Regions from separate parts of the Homo sapiens genome. Here regions 1, 2, 4 and 5 are each linked to region 3. A link is a contact called in ENCODE Hi-C or POLR2A ChIA-PET data. All regions are on one chromosome and are shown on one strand. Each heading gives the region's core, a stretch centred on a gene start or an enhancer-like site at or near the end of the contact. The rest is flanking DNA. Distances are from core to core; before and after follow the strand shown.

The links. Hi-C counts contacts between places; a loop is a spot of excess contacts on that map. ChIA-PET counts read pairs that join two places held with the same protein, here RNA polymerase II (POLR2A). Pooled maps may share reads with other maps.
Region 1: a loop to region 3 is called in a map with no recorded cell type, with 4 times the contacts of the local background. The contact joins the promoter of SMAD3 here to the enhancer-like site in region 3. A Hi-C loop is called at or near these places in 1 of 37 single-sample maps with no recorded cell type. POLR2A ChIA-PET finds 5 or more read pairs at or near these places in 2 of 52 experiments (B cell and T-cell).
Region 2: a map of CD8-positive, alpha-beta T cell shows a loop between it and region 3 (7-fold over the local background). The contact joins the promoter of CIAO2A here to the enhancer-like site in region 3. A Hi-C loop is called at or near these places in 3 of 168 maps with a recorded cell type or tissue (CD8-positive, alpha-beta T cell and naive thymus-derived CD4-positive, alpha-beta T cell), 3 of 37 single-sample maps with no recorded cell type and 11 of 50 pooled maps. POLR2A ChIA-PET finds 5 or more read pairs at or near these places in 1 of 52 experiments (activated B cell).
Region 4: a pooled map shows a loop between it and region 3 (8-fold over the local background). The contact joins the promoter of PPIB here to the enhancer-like site in region 3. A Hi-C loop is called at or near these places in 2 of 168 maps with a recorded cell type or tissue (both naive thymus-derived CD4-positive, alpha-beta T cell), 2 of 37 single-sample maps with no recorded cell type and 13 of 50 pooled maps. POLR2A ChIA-PET finds 5 or more read pairs at or near these places in 3 of 52 experiments (CD4-positive, alpha-beta T cell, Caco-2 and activated naive CD4-positive, alpha-beta T cell).
Region 5: a loop to region 3 is called in a pooled map, with 10 times the contacts of the local background. The contact joins two enhancer-like sites. A Hi-C loop is called at or near these places in 1 of 37 single-sample maps with no recorded cell type and 5 of 50 pooled maps. POLR2A ChIA-PET finds 5 or more read pairs at or near these places in 2 of 52 experiments (B cell and activated naive CD4-positive, alpha-beta T cell).

The regions. Positions count from the first base shown.
Region 1 is chr15:67,064,135-67,067,425 of GRCh38, forward strand. It overlaps SMAD3 (SMAD family member 3), which reads left to right and starts at 1,468. Exons shown (of 9, transcript NM_005902.4): 1 at 1,468-2,226. The coding sequence starts at 2,021. It overlaps SMAD3-DT (SMAD3 divergent transcript), which reads right to left and starts at 48. Exons shown (of 6, transcript NR_135686.1): 1 at 1-48. RefSeq lists enhancers at 1-486, 2,026-2,794 and silencers at 1,245-1,734, 1,905-2,064, 2,215-2,264, 2,515-2,574, 2,595-2,684.
Region 2 is chr15:64,092,109-64,095,341 of GRCh38, forward strand. CIAO2A (cytosolic iron-sulfur assembly component 2A) reads right to left here and starts at 1,730. Exons shown (of 5, transcript NM_032231.7): 1 at 1,537-1,730. The coding sequence starts at 1,660. RefSeq lists enhancers at 805-1,367, 1,003-1,052, 1,413-2,142.
Region 3 is chr15:65,299,224-65,302,652 of GRCh38, forward strand. No RefSeq gene overlaps it. Among named protein-coding and RNA genes, the nearest start is that of RNU5B-1, 3.7 kb to the right of the region's middle. RefSeq lists an enhancer at 1,968-2,483. Within about 2 kb of position 1,353, at least 3 of the 41 ENCODE cell types and tissues checked have a DNase peak (open chromatin) inside an H3K27ac peak, as active enhancers do; they include CD4-positive, alpha-beta T cell and CD8-positive, alpha-beta T cell, where a contact is called at or near this core.
Region 4 is chr15:64,161,332-64,164,770 of GRCh38, forward strand. It overlaps PPIB (peptidylprolyl isomerase B), which reads right to left and starts at 1,691. Exons shown (of 5, transcript NM_000942.5): 1 at 1,521-1,691; 2 at 710-823. The coding sequence starts at 1,655. RefSeq lists enhancers at 250-814, 1,048-1,548, 1,356-1,605, 1,549-2,049, 2,156-2,205 and a silencer at 1,656-2,015.
Region 5 is chr15:67,083,582-67,086,729 of GRCh38, forward strand. The region is part of intron 1 of SMAD3 (SMAD family member 3); the gene reads left to right. Among named protein-coding and RNA genes, the nearest start is that of SMAD3, 20 kb to the left of the region's middle. RefSeq lists an enhancer at 109-188. Within about 2 kb of position 1,735, at least 10 of the 41 ENCODE cell types and tissues checked have a DNase peak (open chromatin) inside an H3K27ac peak, as active enhancers do.

The DNA of each region.
Region 1 (3,291 bases), core at 218-2,717, 1.8 Mb after region 3:
CACAGCGGCAGCGCGTTAACAGGAGGACCAGCAAGGAACGGAAGCCAGGTTGTCAAGCCTCAGTTGGCTTTCACGTATTCTCCTTTTCAGGCGGGTATTTAGGAAGAGAGGAGGGTGAGGAGCACAGCGCACTTCTGCAGCAGCAGCTGCGGATTGGCTTGTGGGAGGCGGTTCTCCGGAGCAAGGCAAGGGCCCCTGCCGCTTCTGGGCTGACTGTGGATTCCGCCACACCTCACAGGGCTTTGTAACTCCCCACCCACTTGAGGGTTCCAGATAACTTTTTTTTTTTAACAAAGCAGGGGTGGGGGTGGGAGATTCCTGCTGTTAAAAACAAACAAAGGGCTTAGACACCGGCTAGTCGGCTGCGGGAGGCAGCAAGAGAAAGGCCGAGGGGCCTGGAGTAGCTCCTGAAAACCGCCGAGGGCCCTGCGGGCAGACGCCCCTGAATTCTTTTGGTGGGGAGAAAAGCCGCGGAGCTCCCCAATGTGCCAATTGGTTTGTTGTTGTTTTGCTTTTTTTGAATACACAAACTCTCCGAAAACTCCTGTCTTGCCCCACTTTTTTGTGAGTTCATTGCTTTGGAAACAAAACTCTCTTCCATTTATTGGCAATTATCAAATTTCCGATCCTTCTCTATCAGGAGATCCAGCAACAAACACCCTGTTATGTAAATTTCTTTCAAAGATAAATTCGAAAGCCCCTCCATTCATTCCTTCAAGAACTCAACAGATGTCCTTGAGGCTCATTTTCTGCCGGGCACTCGGTTCACAAGGCTCAAGAGACCCCTGGCTCCAGCCATTGTCCAGGTTGTCACTGGTGTCCCCAGCTCTCCACTTCTGAGGACCCACTTCTCACCCCCTCCTCCTCCGCACACGTTCCCGAGGCTCTCGGCCGGTGTGATCTCACCGACTAGAGAATAAAAACAGCCCAGGGGCGCCGGCGCCGGCCAAGGGCCTTGACGGGGATCAGCAAGCGCGAGGCCAAGTGCGGGCCCCAACTTCCTGGGCCCGGGCCTTCCGCGCGCCCCCTCTCGGGCTCGGGTCCTCTCCAGGGTGCACTCGCGTCCGGACGACGCTTACTTGCTGCGAGTCCAACCCTCTCCGGCCCGCAACTCCAACCGAGCCGCCCGAGTGTGGACTCCGAGAGCGGACGCCACGGGCCGCGCTCAGCCCTCCCGCCCGAGGCCCCTCTCGCCGTGTTTCCCAGGACTTCCTCCCCGCGCCCGCCCGACTTCAGGTCGGGGCCGCGCAGGGTCCCGCGCGCTCCAGCCAGGACTGCCGCCGCCCGGGTCGCCCACGTGGGCGTGCTGGGCGCGGGGTGGTGGCCGGCCGGGCGCCCTCCCCGGAGCAGGGGGCGGGCAGGGCGCCCGCGGGAGGAGGTGGCGGGGCGCGGGGGAGGAGGCGGGGAGCCCCGGCGGCGAGGGGGCGGTGACAGCACTTGGAAAGGAGGCTGCACGCGGATTTGCATGAAACACAGACTGGGAGCGGGCGGGAGCGGGAGCGCGGCGCACGCCCCGGGCCGGCCCAGCCAGCGAGCGAGCGAGCGGCGAGCCGGGAGGAGGAGGGTGGCGGGGCGGTGAGGCCGCAGAGGCGGAGGGATCTGCGCATCAAAGCTAGCGAGGCGAGCGAAGTTTGGCCGGGGGTTGGACTTTCCTTCCCGGAGGCGGCACCCAAACAGCTACCCCGTGCGGAAACCCAAACTTCTGCTGCCACTTGGAGTCTCGCGGCCGCCGCCTCCGCCCCGCGTTCGGGGCCTTCCCGACCCTGCACTGCTGCCGTCCGCCCGCCCGGCCGCTCTTCTCTTCGCCGTGGGAGCCGCTCCGGGCGCAGGGCCGCGCGCCGAGCCCCGCAGGCTGCAGCGCCGCGGCCCGGCCCGGCGCCCCGGCAACTTCGCCGAGAGTTGAGGCGAAGTTTGGGCGACCGCGGCAGGCCCCGGCCGAGCTCCCCTCTGCGCCCCCGGCGTCCCGTCGAGCCCAGCCCCGCCGGGGGCGCTCCTCGCCGCCCGCGCGCCCTCCCCAGCCATGTCGTCCATCCTGCCTTTCACTCCCCCGATCGTGAAGCGCCTGCTGGGCTGGAAGAAGGGCGAGCAGAACGGGCAGGAGGAGAAATGGTGCGAGAAGGCGGTCAAGAGCCTGGTCAAGAAACTCAAGAAGACGGGGCAGCTGGACGAGCTGGAGAAGGCCATCACCACGCAGAACGTCAACACCAAGTGCATCACCATCCCCAGGTGGGGGCCCGCCCGGGGGGGACCCGGGGTCACGCCGGCCCAGCCCCCTGGCACTGCGGGGCCGACCCAGTGGGGCTGGAGATGGGAAGAGGGAGAGAGAGGGAGGGAGTGAGACTGTGTGGGTGCGTGTGTGTGAGAGTGGGAGAGCGCGGGCAGGAAGGGGGTGGGGGGACCCCAAACAAAACCATCTCTGATTTGCAAAGATCAGAGCCCGAGGCTTCCACGCGGCACTCTGGCTTCCACACCTCACATTCCCTTTCCACCTCCGGGAGGGGAGAGCGGGTTGCTGCGGGACTCGGCCGCCCCCACTCCGGGGAGCTGGGGCTGGAAGTTGAGGCCCGCTTTGTTCGGCTCCGCGGGCCGGAGCCCCTCCTCCGCCGCCGCCTCCCGCCCCCGCGGCCCGCGCTCGTGGAGGTGGTGGTGTCTTTGCGTTTCTTTTCTTCAGTCGGGTCTCCCCACTTTCCTCTACAGGAATGCGGTCCGTACAGCTGGGGCTGTGGGTGAGGAGCGGGAGCCTAGTGATTGACAGATTCCTTCTTCGTTCTTTCTTTGCCTTCGGGATTAGCATTTTTATCGAGTATTTTTAGACTCGGTTGTGCCAGTCTCCCGCCCCCTGAGCATGCACGCACTTTGGTTGCAGTGCAATGCTCTGACTTCCAAATGGGAGAGACAAGTGGCGGAAAATAGGGTCTTCTCCCACCTCCCACCCCCCCATCCCGACTCTTTTGCCCTTCTTTTGGTCCAAGAGATTTTGAAACCGTGCAGAACGAGGGAGAGGGGCAGGCTGCAGCCGGGCAGATAACAAAACACACCCCAAAGTGGGCCTCGCATCGGCCCTCGCATTCCTGTAGAGCCTTCCTTCCCAAAGCGCGCTGCCATCTGTCTGGATCTCCTTTATCCTTCCCGTTGCGCGCTAGCTAGGTCGGGCGGGAGCCCACAGATGGCTGATAGAAGGGGTCAGTGACTTCACTCCCCCAGGGCCTTCCTTAGCTTAGATGTGCCTGGCTGGGAACTGGGGGTGCGGGTACCTTGGCTTCCTGTCTCTACCTCTCAGCCTCCTTTGAT
Region 2 (3,233 bases), core at 480-2,979, 1.2 Mb before region 3:
ATATTACTCCCCACACTAACATTCTTCCACAGCACTGCACTATTAAAATTCTTCATTTATATTTAAAACCTTCAGTATCCAACTGCATCCCACTACCTAGAACAATGTTCAACCACATCTTCACATTTAACCACAAACCCTATCCTATAGCCCCATCTATCTGTCATTTCCTATCTTCTTACCTCCATGCTTTTAAGTTTCCTCTTAGTATGCCCTCTGACCCTCTACATATCTAGATCCTAATTATTCTTTGAGGCCCAACTCAAGTGGCTCCTTCTCTTTATTTCAAAGTCTTTCTAGATCCCCTCAGTCAGAGACTAGTATCTCCCTTTCTCTGAATTTCTGTATCTCTTATTCAGTCTACAGCCTTCTATTACATACTCTATTTTTGCATATATGGGTTTCCTTCAATATCAGTTTGAAGACTAGAGTCACTCTCTTCCAAAGTTGTATCTCCAGTGCCCTACCATCCCTAGATTATGTGGACAGAGATCTGGCAGGACAGGGATGTGGTCTGCTTTGTGGAGATCATTTTACTCACAATTATCATCTGCCTGGAGGCTGATTAGGTAAGTCCTGCCTCTAGTAAGAGAGGTCAACCAAATTAGCTCCCAGAGTATTTCCTAACCCTGGCTTCCTTCTACTGGCCTATAATCCTTACTTGAATTATATTTGTATTCTATGGTTAGATCTCTCAATATTATATCCAGTCTTTTCGGTTTTCAAAAACAATACAACATAATTAAAAAAACAAACAAACAAAAAGTTGTAAGGCAATTGTGAAGTGGTGGAAAGTGCATTACGGTTAGAACCAGTAGGCACAGCCTTTGCTTTTTGGCTCTGTTCCTTACTGGCAGTGTGACCTCCAGGTAGTTCTTTAACCTTTGTTTCCTCATTTGTACAATAAAGATGGCCCCAAGGGTTAAACAGAAAATATTTAATATGCAACATGGAAGAGTGTGTATGTGTGTGTGTGCGTTATGTGTGTGTACACAAGGCCTTGCTACAAGAAGCCAATCTCGTTCTCTTCTTTCGGGGACCTCTGCTTACTGACTTTGCCGGATAGAGTGGCTGTGACCTTGGGCCAGTCCCCAACTCGACTGTCACCCACAAGCGCCCTCAGCGGTAGCAAGAGTGCGTGTCCAGGAGCTAGAGAACGAGGCTCTAGTAGTGCAATCAGGCCAGCTTTGCTTCCTAACCAGGCACCCTAGACTTGTGGTCTCCCCACAAGTCTTGGAATGGTTACTAAGACGTAGGCCACACGTGGAGAATGAAGCTTTTAAGACCTCTGGGTTCGGCTTGCCCCAGGTTTACGAAGAGCCCAGTTCCCAGAAAGACCCACACCCCCCACGTGACTTAGGACCCCGAAGAAAGCGCCTGCTACGCCCCGGACAAGATCTGGCCAAAAACAAACAAACAAACAAACAAAAAAAAAGGTCTCCCCTCCCAGCCCTCAGGTGAGGCCATCATCCCCGCACCCCTCAGCTCCGGCCTGCACCTATAACGCCAAATGCTGTGCTGGGTAAAATTAATTACCATAAACTTCTAGCGCTTTCTCTTCCATGATCCGGGGCTGCCGGGCAGCTCCCGGCTCAGAGAGGCCGGAGAGCCACAGGACTCTGCTCAGCGTCCAGGAGAGCAGCCCGGACACCCGCTGCATCTTCACGCTCAGCCATCCCTGGCGACTGTCCCAATCGCGCCACCGTCTCTCAGCAGCCTCGGGATTGATCAACTTCCTGGTCTTCAAATGGGCCGAGACAAGCCTAAAGGTTCAGGAGAGCAGAGAAAAGGCGGGGCCAGACGGAGTAGCTCGAAGGACCTAGGGAAGGGGCCTCAAGGACTACAAGTTCCAGCGTGCTTTGCTCGATTTCGGCGGGACAAAAACAATCTTCGCGGCTCGTCAGCACATTGCATGCTGGGATGCGTGAGCTATTTTCTTCGGAAGGCAGCGAATTGTATTCTGGGACTTGTAGTGTCCGCCTGGTAGAAGTGGATGTAACGGTCTGTTAACCGCGACTGACTCACTCAGTATCCGTGATAAGTTAAAGATGAATCCTGAAGGGGTAGGGGAAAGGAGATCTTGAGTTCTCCAGCACGGAGACTCTTTACAATTATTTCTCCGCGGGATCCGCTGACAGCCAACGTCTTTCTTACTTCCTGATCGGACAGGAAGTAGGTTTCAGTTGCTGTGAAAAGGGATGTCATGGGAAGCCAGTGAGGTAGTCAGGTATGGCATGGGGAGGGCTTTTTGGCTTTCTCGTCTCCTAAGGGACTCAGTCCAGCACAGCTTCCCACCTTTGAACGAATATTTCTGCTAATGGCCTCCAAAGACAACTTAGAACATAAGTTTTCCCGTGTCTAATGTGTACAGTGGTGACATAATGGAGATCGCCATCCTTAAAAGTGTATCTTGGCCGGGCGCGATGGCTCACGCCTATAATCCCAGCACTTTGGGAGGCCGAGGCGGGCGGATCACCTGAGGTCAGGAGTTCGAGACCAGCCTGGCCAACATGGGCAAACCCCGTCTCTACTAAAAAATACAAAAATTAGCTGGGCGTGGTGGCAGGGGCCTTAATCCCAGCTACTTGGGAGGCAGAGGCAGGAGAATCGTTTGAACTCAGGAGGCAGAGGTTGCAGTGAACCAAGATCGAGCCATTGCACTCAAGCCTGGGGGAGAAGAGCGAGACTTCCCTCAAAAAAAAAAAAAAAAAAAAAAGTGTATCTTAAGCCCTCTGGTGTTCGTGGGTGTGATGGATGCCAGTAACAAAATCGATTTTATTTTATCCATCCATCCCTCCGATCAAATTTGTAGGTACTAATTTGCCATAGGTGATCCATAGGCATGGAAGATACAAAGATAAAACGCTGCCCCCGCCTTCAAACAGCTCACATGACCTGTGAGGGAGTCCATCCCTGAATTTGCAGTTACAACCAAACTAACTAAACCTCTTGTCAAAGTTGGTGACAAATGCCATTTCTATTGAGAAGATAGGATTATCTTGCAGAATTGTCCCATGCTAACATGCCCATTTATCTTTAAACTCCAGTCTTGTTTGTCTAGTTAATGTAGGCCTTAGGATCACCAGACAATGAATTGCTTAGGTCCCAAGGAAATTTTGGTCAGGGTTCAATAATTTCCCTGCCGTCTATTCCACTCCACTTACTCCACAGCAATTGAGAGGATAATCCTAACATTTTTCCAGCCAAATCTAGGACACTGAGGCCTCACTTCA
Region 3 (3,429 bases), core at 103-2,602:
GAAAAGTCAGGGGGAGGGAAAAGTATAAGGAGTGAAAAAAGAAAAAATTATTATTCTCAGTCCATATGATTATCTTCATAGAAGATCCAAAAGGATTTAGAAGTATACTGTTCAATATGGCAACCACTGGCCACATGTGGCTATTGAGCATTTGAAATGTGGCCAGTCTCAATTGAGATGTACTTAAGTATAAAATACACACTGGATTATTATATTTTTGAGACGAAAGTCTCTGCACCCAGGCTGGAGTGCAGTAGCACGATCTTCGCTCACTGCAACCTCTGCCTCCCGGGTTCAAGCGATTCTCCTGCTTCAGCCTCCAGAGTAGCTGGGACTACAGGCACATGCCACTGCGTCCCGCCAATTTTTGTATTTTTAGTAGAGAAAGGGTTTCACCATGTTGGCCAAGCTGGTCTTGAACTCCTGACCTCAGGTGATCCCCCCAACCTCAACCTCCCAAAGCGCTGGTATTACAACAGGCGTGACCCACCGCGCCCAGCCAGTTATTTCCTAAATTAAATTAGCACGAATTGTTGCTGGAAATTGAGGTGCAAGCCACATCATAAATAACGGATCAACGTGAGTCCAAGCTTCGGATTCACAAATTGTAGAAACTCCATGACCCTCTGTGGAGACTCACAGAGCTACAAACAAGTTAACTCTCCTTTCAGTTCTCTCAACAGTGAAAGCTATCCAGGACCCTTCCAGAGTGAAGCACAGTACAGGCCAACAAATAAATGTCTCCTAAAGCCCAGGAAAAGGGAAACACTCTCTCCCAAGGCTCAATACGGGGGGAGGTCAGTACTCAGAGAACCCACCCCTTAACCCCTTGCTAGGTCCTATGAGACGTAGCTATTATCATATGGTGAGAACTTTGCATCTCAATGGGTTTCTAACTTCCCCTTACATTGTGAACTACAGCAAGCATGCAAGACTATCAAAACAGACGTAACGCTGGCTGGCGCAGTGGCACACCTTTAATCCCAATGTGTCCAGAATTGGTGGGTTTTTGGTCTCACTAACTTCAAGAACGAAGCCGCAGACTCTCGTGGTGAATCTCAGGGTTCTTAAAGGCGGCGTATCCAGAGCTTGTTCCTTCTGACCTTCAGATGCATTCGGAGTTTCTTCCTTCTGGTGGGTTCGTGGTCTTGCTGGCTCAGGAATGAAACTACAGACCTTCACGGTGAGCATTACAACTCTTTAAAGCAGCACATCTGGAGTTGTTCCTTCTTCCCAGTTGGTTTCCGGCCTCACTGGCTTCAAGAGCGAAACTACACACTTTCAGGGTGAGTGTTACAGCTCATAGGCCAGACCCACGCACGGAGCAGTAGCAGCAGCAATAGCAAGTTACTGCAAACAGCAAAAGAAAAAAAGCCACCTCGGTATCAAAGAAAACACCCCACCTGCCTGCCGCAGCAGGAGCGGGCAGCCTGCTTTTATGCTCTTATCTGGCCCCACCCACATCCTGCTGATTGGTCCATTTTACAGAGAGCCGATTGGTCTGTTTTACAGAGAGCTGATTGGTCCGTTTTGACAGGGTGCTGATTGGTGTGTTTACAATCCCTGAGCTAGACACAAAAGTTTTCGTCCCCACTATATTAGCTAGATACAGAGTGTCCATTGGTGTATTTACAAACCCTGAGCTAGACACAGAGTGCTGATTGGTGCATTTACAAACCTTGAGCTAGATACAGAGTGCTGATTGGTGTATTTACAATCCCTTAGCTAGACATAAAGATTCTCCAAGTCCCCACCACACTCCGGAACCCAGCTGGCTTCGTCCAGTGGATCCTCCACTGGGGCCGCAGGTGGAGCTGCCTGCCAGTCCTGAGCCGTGTGCCGGCACTCCTCAGCCCTTGGGCGGTCCATGGGACTGGGCGCGGTGGAACAGGGGGCGGCACTTGTCCGTGGAGGCTCCGGCCGCGCAGAAGCCCATGGCGGGTGGGCAGGGTAGGCTCAGGCATTGCAGGCTGCAGGTCCCGAGCCCTGCCCTGCAGGGAGGCAGCTAAGGCCCGGCAAGAAATCCAGCACAGCGCCGGTGGGCCGGCACTGCTGGGGGACCTGGCGCATCCTCCGCAGCTGCTGGCCCAGGTGCTAAGCCCCTTACTGTCTGGGGTCGGCGGAGCCGGCCGGCCGGCCGCTCGGACTGCGGGCCGCCAAGGCCACGCCCACCCGGAACTCTAGCTGGCCCGCAAGCCCCGTGCGCAGCCCCGGTTCCTGCGGTGTCTCTCCCTCCACACCTCCCCGCAGGCTGAGGGAGCCGGCTCCGGCCTCGGCCATCCCAGGAAGGGGCTCCCACAGTGCAGCGGCGGGCTGAAGGGCTCCTCAAGCGCGGCCAGAGTGGGCGCTGAGGCCAAGGAGGCACCGAGAGCGAGCGAGGGCTACGAGGGCTGCCAGCGCGCTGTCACCTCTCACCAACACTTTCAGAGGCAGGGGTGGGAGAATCCCCTGAGCCCACGAATTCGAGACCAGCATGGGCAACATGTCTGTCAACATAGGGAGACCCCCATCTCTACAAAAAATTAAAAAATAAAATTAGCCCAATGTGGTGGCTTGCAGACTATAGTCCCAGATACTCGGGTGACTGAGGCAGGAGGTGCTTAATCCCAGCAGTTTGAGGCTGCAGTGAGCTATGATTGCAGCCCTGCACTCCAGCCTGGGTGACAGAACGTGTATCAAAACAAAAACAAATAGGAATGGCTACAGTAACCTTCCAGCAGTCAAGAAGATGACCTTCAGCCAGTACCCCTATAGCAACCTCTGCAAGGGCTTGGGGGCCTTGCTCTCAGAACAGGGCTTTCATCTTACGAACAAGTTCCTGACCTACTTCCCCGGGAGGAGCACTGAGGATGGCCGCAAGCGAGTATTTCTGCGAGATCGCCCCCCGCCCCCCCACTGACCCCTCGATGTTCCCCACGTGGCCCGTAAAGAGTGAGCAGCAGTGTGTGAAGTGGAGCACCAGCACGCCCCCACCCGACCCGCGCCCCGCCAGGGAGGCCTGGGCTACAGCCAGCTGGGTGACGACCACGTGAAGGAGACTGGCTTCCACTTCACCATCACGAACCAGGGCGCCTCGGTTGCGGGCCCGGCTTCAGCCTCAAGTTCTGGCAAGGTCAGAGCCGACTCCAAGTCATGGGGAGGATTCAGCCCGGACCACGGGGCAGCTGCTACGGCTGAGCTGCCTTGAGTCTCAGAACTCCTCATCTTTATTTTGTGTTCCACATTTTGTTTTTGTATTTTGGTTTGTAAATTTGTAGAATTAAATCACATTTTCCTTGTTGTGGGAAGGAAAAACCAAGCAAACAAACAAACAAAACCAGATGAATGTTTGCTCACCAATGAGCCACACCAAAAGAAGCCGGTACAAAAGGCCACATGTTGTATGCTTCCTTTTATATGAAATGTCTGGAATGGGCCTATCAGAGACAG
Region 4 (3,439 bases), core at 441-2,940, 1.1 Mb before region 3:
GGCATGAACATGGCTCACTGCAACCTCCATTTCACTTCAGCCTCCTGAGTAGCTGTAGCTGGGACCACAGGTGCACCCCGTCACACCCAGCTAATTAAAAAAAATTTTTTTTGGCCGGGCATAGTGGCTCACACCTCTAATCCCAGCACTTTGGGAGGCCAAGGCAGGCGGATCACCAGAGGTCAGGAGTTCGAGTTCAGCCTGGCCAACATGGTGAAACCCTGTCACTACTAAAAATACAAAATTAGCCAAGCGTGGTGGCGCATGCCTGTAATCCCAGCTACTCAGGAGGCTGAGGCAGGAGAATCACTTAAACCCGGGAGGCGGAGGTTGCAGTGAGCTGAGGCCGCACCACTGCACTCCAGCCCAGGCGACAAGAGTGAAACTCCGTCTCAAAAAAAAAAAAAAATTTGCGGGGGTAGAGACAGGGTCTTGCTATGTTGCTCAGGTTGGCCTTGAACTCCTGGGCTCAAGCAATCCTCCTACTTTGGCCTCCAAAAGTGCTGGGATTTTAAGTGTGAGCCACTGTGCCTGGTCAGGGCCCCATTACTCTTAAGAAAGGGCAATACTGTGTTCCCAGGGCAACAGGCAGTCGGTGCTCAGTGAGGTCCACGCTACAGATCGGCTGAACTCTGCAGGTCAGTTTGCTGCCATCCCCAGTGCCAATTTCACTTCATGTGAGTTGACTACCCCTGCTCCAGCCACTTACCTCTCCTGTAGCTAAGGCCACAAAATTATCCACTGTTTTTGGAACAGTCTTTCCGAAGAGACCAAAGATCACCCGGCCTACATCTTCATCTCCAATTCGTAGGTCAAAATACACCTGAGGAAAGAGACCATTTCCAACTTAGCTTCTTTAAAGGGGCGTTGCTAGGGGAGGGAAGGTACAAGAAGCTAACCTGAGGATGGGAGAGAGAATAGAGCCATATTTTTAGAGAAGTGGTTCTGAATCTGATTTTGGTGACGGTAAAAATCCTATGAGAATCTAATGAAAGCTCCAGACCCTTTTCTTGGAAAACATGCTTATCTATACCCTCCTTGGACTACAGGATAACAATATTTGCTCTAAACAGCTAATGGACCCAGATTCTAAAAATTAACATTAGAAAACCCATAAGGAGCGGAGCCTAAGTTCACCACTTAAGTTTGAAGTATACATACTGTGCTTTGTAATTGGAAGTGGCTAAAATTTGGCTTAAGGAGAGAAAGGATTCGGAATCCGGCAGGCGTGATCTTTCACCATCTCCCCAGCACTGAGGGGTGTTTGCAAAAAGCCTGCTCTGAGACTGCCAGTGTCGGCCCCAGATGGGTATCCGGGGATCCAACTAACTCCCTGGGTCAGGGCAGGGGCTGGGGGTGTCGGGGTGGGTCCGGGTCGTTCCCTGGACTGAATGGGCAGGACGGCCCAGACGCCACGAGGCCACAGACAGAAGCCGAGGGAGGAGGGGCTGAGCCAAGGCCAAGCCAAGGCCGCCCGGGCCCGAGCTCCGGCACCGTAAATGCCGCGGACTCCACCGGACCTTGACGGTGACTTTGGGCCCCTTCTTCTTCTCATCGGCCGCAGAAGGTCCCGGCAGCAGCAGGAAGAAGACGGACCCCGCGATGAGGGCGGCGGCAAGGAGCACCTTCATGTTGCGTTCGGAGAGGCGCAGCATCCACAGGCGGAGGCGAAAGCAGCCCGGACAGCTGAGGCCGGAAGAGGGTGGGGCCGCGGTGGCTAGGGAGCCGGCGCCGCCACGCGCGGGTGGGGGGGACTGGGGTTGCTCGCGGGCTCCGGGCGGGCGGCGGGCGCCGTTTCCCCCCTCCGGCTCGGCGCCGGATAGTAGGTCCCCCTGCGGGGCGGGCACCGACGCGGGCTCGTGGGTGGTTGCCACGTTATTGCTCCCTCATTGGGCTCCCGGCCGCCCTCTCCCGCCCACAGGAAGGCCACCGGCGGAAGGCGGCCTCGCAGAGCACGGGCCCGGGCTCCGAGAAGACCACAAGCCCCGGCATGCTCCGCGGCCCGCCCCGCCCGGAGCGCTGTTCCACTGGCCTGCGGTAGCTGGCGCTTGAGGTTAGCAAATACGTGGGCCTGGACAAGGGGCACGGGAAGCTTGTCACTGTTTTGGGCCAGTCAAGTGTTTGTCACCGCCAAATTGGCTCTAAACGTTGTGGCTTCCAAACACTTCAGGGACATTTATCCTTACCGAGCGTGGCCTTGTACGGCTCCTCCACTTGTCTTGCAAAACTTGCTGCACAACCCACTTCCTTTTTTACTGAGGCCGTCAAGTTACTACCCATTTTTCTCTCCCTTCTGTAATCTTGCTGTGCTTACTGTTGTGTATATCAATGGACATCTTATTGTATACGCTGTTCTTAACTTCCTTTACCTTTTCCCCCAATAGACTACATTTTTTTTTTTTTCTGCGGAAGGGACTGTGTTGCATTTACTCTGTCCACAGCTCCCTCACAGCGCGGCAGTACTGAGTGCCCAACAAGTCCTGGTTGGGATAGCTTCACATCCGCACTGACATGAGAAATAATTTATGCCACGGCCTGAGGATACAATGCCTTTTTCCGGAGGTCAGGAATAGTTACTAGATGTCCCCACAGGGCTATTTTAGGTCTTCACACACTTAGTGTTGTCCCAATCTACAACATAGATACTTTGGTACTGGGAGTCTTACACACCAAAACAAACCAAAACACAAACTTCCAAAATTTGGACCTATGGCGTTAAAACGTCTTTAAAACTAATTTTCAACGATTAACTTCGTAGAAATTCCAGGTCGTCACAGCACAGATTATAGGCAGGGCTCCATTTACATAAATTATGCAATGTAGTCTTCATGAGGCGCTGACCTGAGACTGAAGTTATGCAAGGCCACTGGCATTAACTTTGTTGTTCATTACAGCGGCCTTACACAGGTTGTAGAGCTTCAAGACAGTTCTCTTATTTCCCATCCTTGCACCTCAATTCAGACAACCCCAATCAGGAGGAAGTTTTAAACATTGTTATACTGACAAAGATGATCTTCCAGATCCATCTCTCATCCCTTTTTTTTTTTTTTCTCCTATTTTGTTAAGCCTCTTTCTTCACTCACTGGTCTCAGGCTGCCATAGCCAGAGAAAAATGTTTACTAAATCATGTTTTCAAAGTAGCCTCCAGCTGGGCACAGTAGCTCATACCTGTAATCCCAGCACTTTGAGAGGCTGTGGCAGGCAGATGACTTGAGTCCAGGAGTTTGAGCCTGGGCAACATGGTGAAACCTGTCTCTACAAAAAATACAAAAATTAGCAGGGCGTGGTGGTGCGCATCTGTAGTCGCAGCTACCCCAGAGGCTGAGGTGGGGGAATCACCTGAGCCCAGAAGGTCAAGGCTGCAGTGTACTGTGATCGTGAAACTGCACTCCACCCTGTCTCAAAAACAAAGAAACACTCAAAAAACCCAAGTAGCCTC
Region 5 (3,148 bases), core at 485-2,984, 1.8 Mb after region 3:
AGCTGGGCTGAGTCAGAATTGCAGTTCAAACTACTTCTGCTCTCCCTGGGTTTCGTGTGCTTTCAATGTGGGGATATCTTCCAGATCTGCAGTTCTCCAGAGCTAGGGACCCCTCAGCTCCAGCTGCTCTCTGGACAATACCTGAACATCCCTACAATATCTGAAATTGAATGTTTGCCATTTCTTCTTCTTTCTCCTCACACAACCTACTCTGATGTTCATGATTACTGGAGCCCCCAGGTTCTAAAAAGTGTTGAATTAGCAAGTGAACAAATAAAATGAGACCCAAAGAAACTGTGATCTTAGCATCCTGTTTTCTGGGTGAGGTTGAGGGTCCTTGGCCTCTCTTGCTGGTGGAGATGGGCTTTATGACTTTGGGGAAGTCAACTTGACTTCCTGGGTGTTGGTCTTCTCTTCTACAAAATGACAAGCTTGAAGGGAGAATCTGAAAGAATCTGTGTATCCGTTCTCAGATTTTCTTTTTTTTTCTTTTTTTTTTTTTTTTTTTTTTTGAGATGGAGTCTCGCTCTGTCGCCCAGGCTGGAGTGCAGTGATGCGATCTCGGCTCACTGCAAGCTCTGCCTCCGGGGTTCATGCTATTCTCCTGCCTCAGCCTCCCGAGTAGCTGGCACTACAGGCGTCTGCCACCACACCTGGCTAATTTTTTTTTTTTGTATTTTTAGTAGAGACGGGGTTTCTTTGTGTTAGCCAGGATGGTCTCCATCTCCTGACCTCGTGATCTGCCTGCCTCGGCCTCCCAAAGTGCTGGGATTACAGGCATGAGCCACCGTGCCTGGCCAGTCTCAGATTTTCATGATAGCCCTCTGAACTCTCCTTGGCTTCTTGCCTTTGGCTGTTTTCTCAATGCATATATTTTCCTGGGGGACAAATCTAAGTTTTCATCTGATGCTCTGCCTTCAGAGGGGAACCATTCCTTAATGACCTATTTAATTGTATTATCATTGTTGTTTAATTCATCACATATTTACTGAGCTTCTTTTGTTGGTGGTGGTGCCATCAGACACAGTGGTCCAGGAGCTGCAATGCGTTGCTGATGAGGATGGTCACACATAGCTCTGCCCTCATGGAGCGTCCCAGGGTGAAATGAGACCTCCCCTGAGAACCGACTCCCAGGGTAGGGGAAATCAGTCTGCAGGCAAAGAGGAATTCAAATTTAGCCTGAAGCACAGGTTTTCTGTGCTTCTAGGCACCGGCTGCATTCCAACCGTAGTGCCATAAAAATACAGGAAGGAAGGGAAACGTGTTCACAGGTTGGTTAGAGATGTGGAAACCAACAATCAGCTCTCTCTTATCCGTAAGAAACTAGAATCTACTGCTGGCTTCAGTCCCTCAGACCTGCTGCTCAACAGAGTGCCCTTTCAAACCTGGGTTAGACTCTGTGCTAATGGCTTTTTTCATGAACCTCAGACAGCCGGAAAGTATATTCTTTGAGGATTATGATCGACTAGGATGCTCGGGAATCTTTAAAGAGAAGCACTATCTTGGCTATATTTGCCCTCAGTTGTTTTAAGGCCAGTGAGGAGACTGAGCATTTCAGAGGTGAAGCATTTAGAGGATGGCCTCTGAAAGCATACGGCTCAGTAAACAACTGACCCATCCTTTGTCACCGTTTTTGTCCAGCGGCTGTCACCATAGGGGCTCCTCTGGTGTGGAGGAGAGAGAATTAGAGGCAGCAGGCCTGGGTTCTAGGTCTGCCTCATTGTGAACCAGCTTCAGGACCTTGGGTGAGTCACTTTTCTGCCCTGGCCCCTGGCTTCCTCTTCTATAAACTGAAGGTGTTGGCTTAGCAGGATTTTAAAGTTTCTTCCACCTTAAAAACTCTGATTCCTGCACTTGCATTCAAAGAAATGACTCTATTACTCATTTGAATAGTTTCAGAATCACTGTATAGTCAACTCTGGACTAGAAATGGGGGCCTGCAGTTGAGGACAGGATGGAAAGAGGTTTGGGGTTCAGGGTGGGCTGTGAGGGCTAGGATTCTTGATTCCTCATGATTTGCAATTGGTTGTTGGTGTTACCATGGAAGGTTCTCAACCATGGCTGCTTTTAAAAATTTTGATGCTCAGACCACCCCTGGAGACCAGTGAATTTCAAATTTCTACAGGCCGGCCTGGGGAAATCCATGTTTTTTAACTTTCCTAGGTGATTCCGGTATGTGGCCGGGATTGAGAATCACAGCCATAGATGCTTATGTAAAGCTGTGTTCAGTGTTACAGGCATCTGTTCTGGGTGGAAAGTGATAGTGGTTGGTCAAAAAAAAAGCGTGCACACACACACACACACACACACACACACACATACACAGAGAACAGCTCTAGGTTCTGGAAGTGTGTTGATTTGGTCACCACAAGTGCTGGTGGTGAGTAGTTGCCCTGAGGTTTGGAGTTCCAGTTCCCTCCTATCTCTGGGTCAGTGGTTTCTCAACATCTTTGAAGTAGTGAAACCATCTGTAGTTGGTTATTTCTGCTCAGAAACTCACAGTACAAAGTGGGGGGTGGTGCAGGGGGGTGGAGCTGGAATGGATTAAACAGGCCCTTACAAATGCCCACACTTTTTTCATGAAACTAAGTTAGAGGCCTTAGCCAACTCCAGCATACCTTAGTGTCAGTTCTTTGGCATTGCCCCGGTGGATTCTAGGGGCTGTGAAGGCTGTAGGGGTGTGTGTTACTCCCTGCTGCTTTGGTGAGAGAGTGTCCCTGTCTTTGGCTGAGAGCATCCTGTCCTGCCACTTCATCAGCAGTAGCATCTAAACAGCCCTTGAAGGGAATCAGTATCTACAGCCTAAGAAATCTGATGGGACACATCTCTCTGCATTAAAATATTAACAGAAAAGGTCAAACTGGGAAGGGGCAGCTAAGTTGGAATATCTCATTCAGGTAAAGGGATGGGCTTGTGGATCCTTAATTGGTGTGAAATGCGCCCTAGGAGGGGAGACTATATCAGTGCTGAAAGCCCTTGAGGGCTTTCACAGATGAAGGGGGATGGTATGAGAAGCTTTACAAATAACAAGGTTTGAGATGCAGTTGTAGACACATGCCAGATGTAGGTTGCTATTTTCTCAGCTCAATGAGGAATCTGTCAAGGCACTCTTAGAAATGGAAAATATAGTTCCTGCCCTCAGGAACTA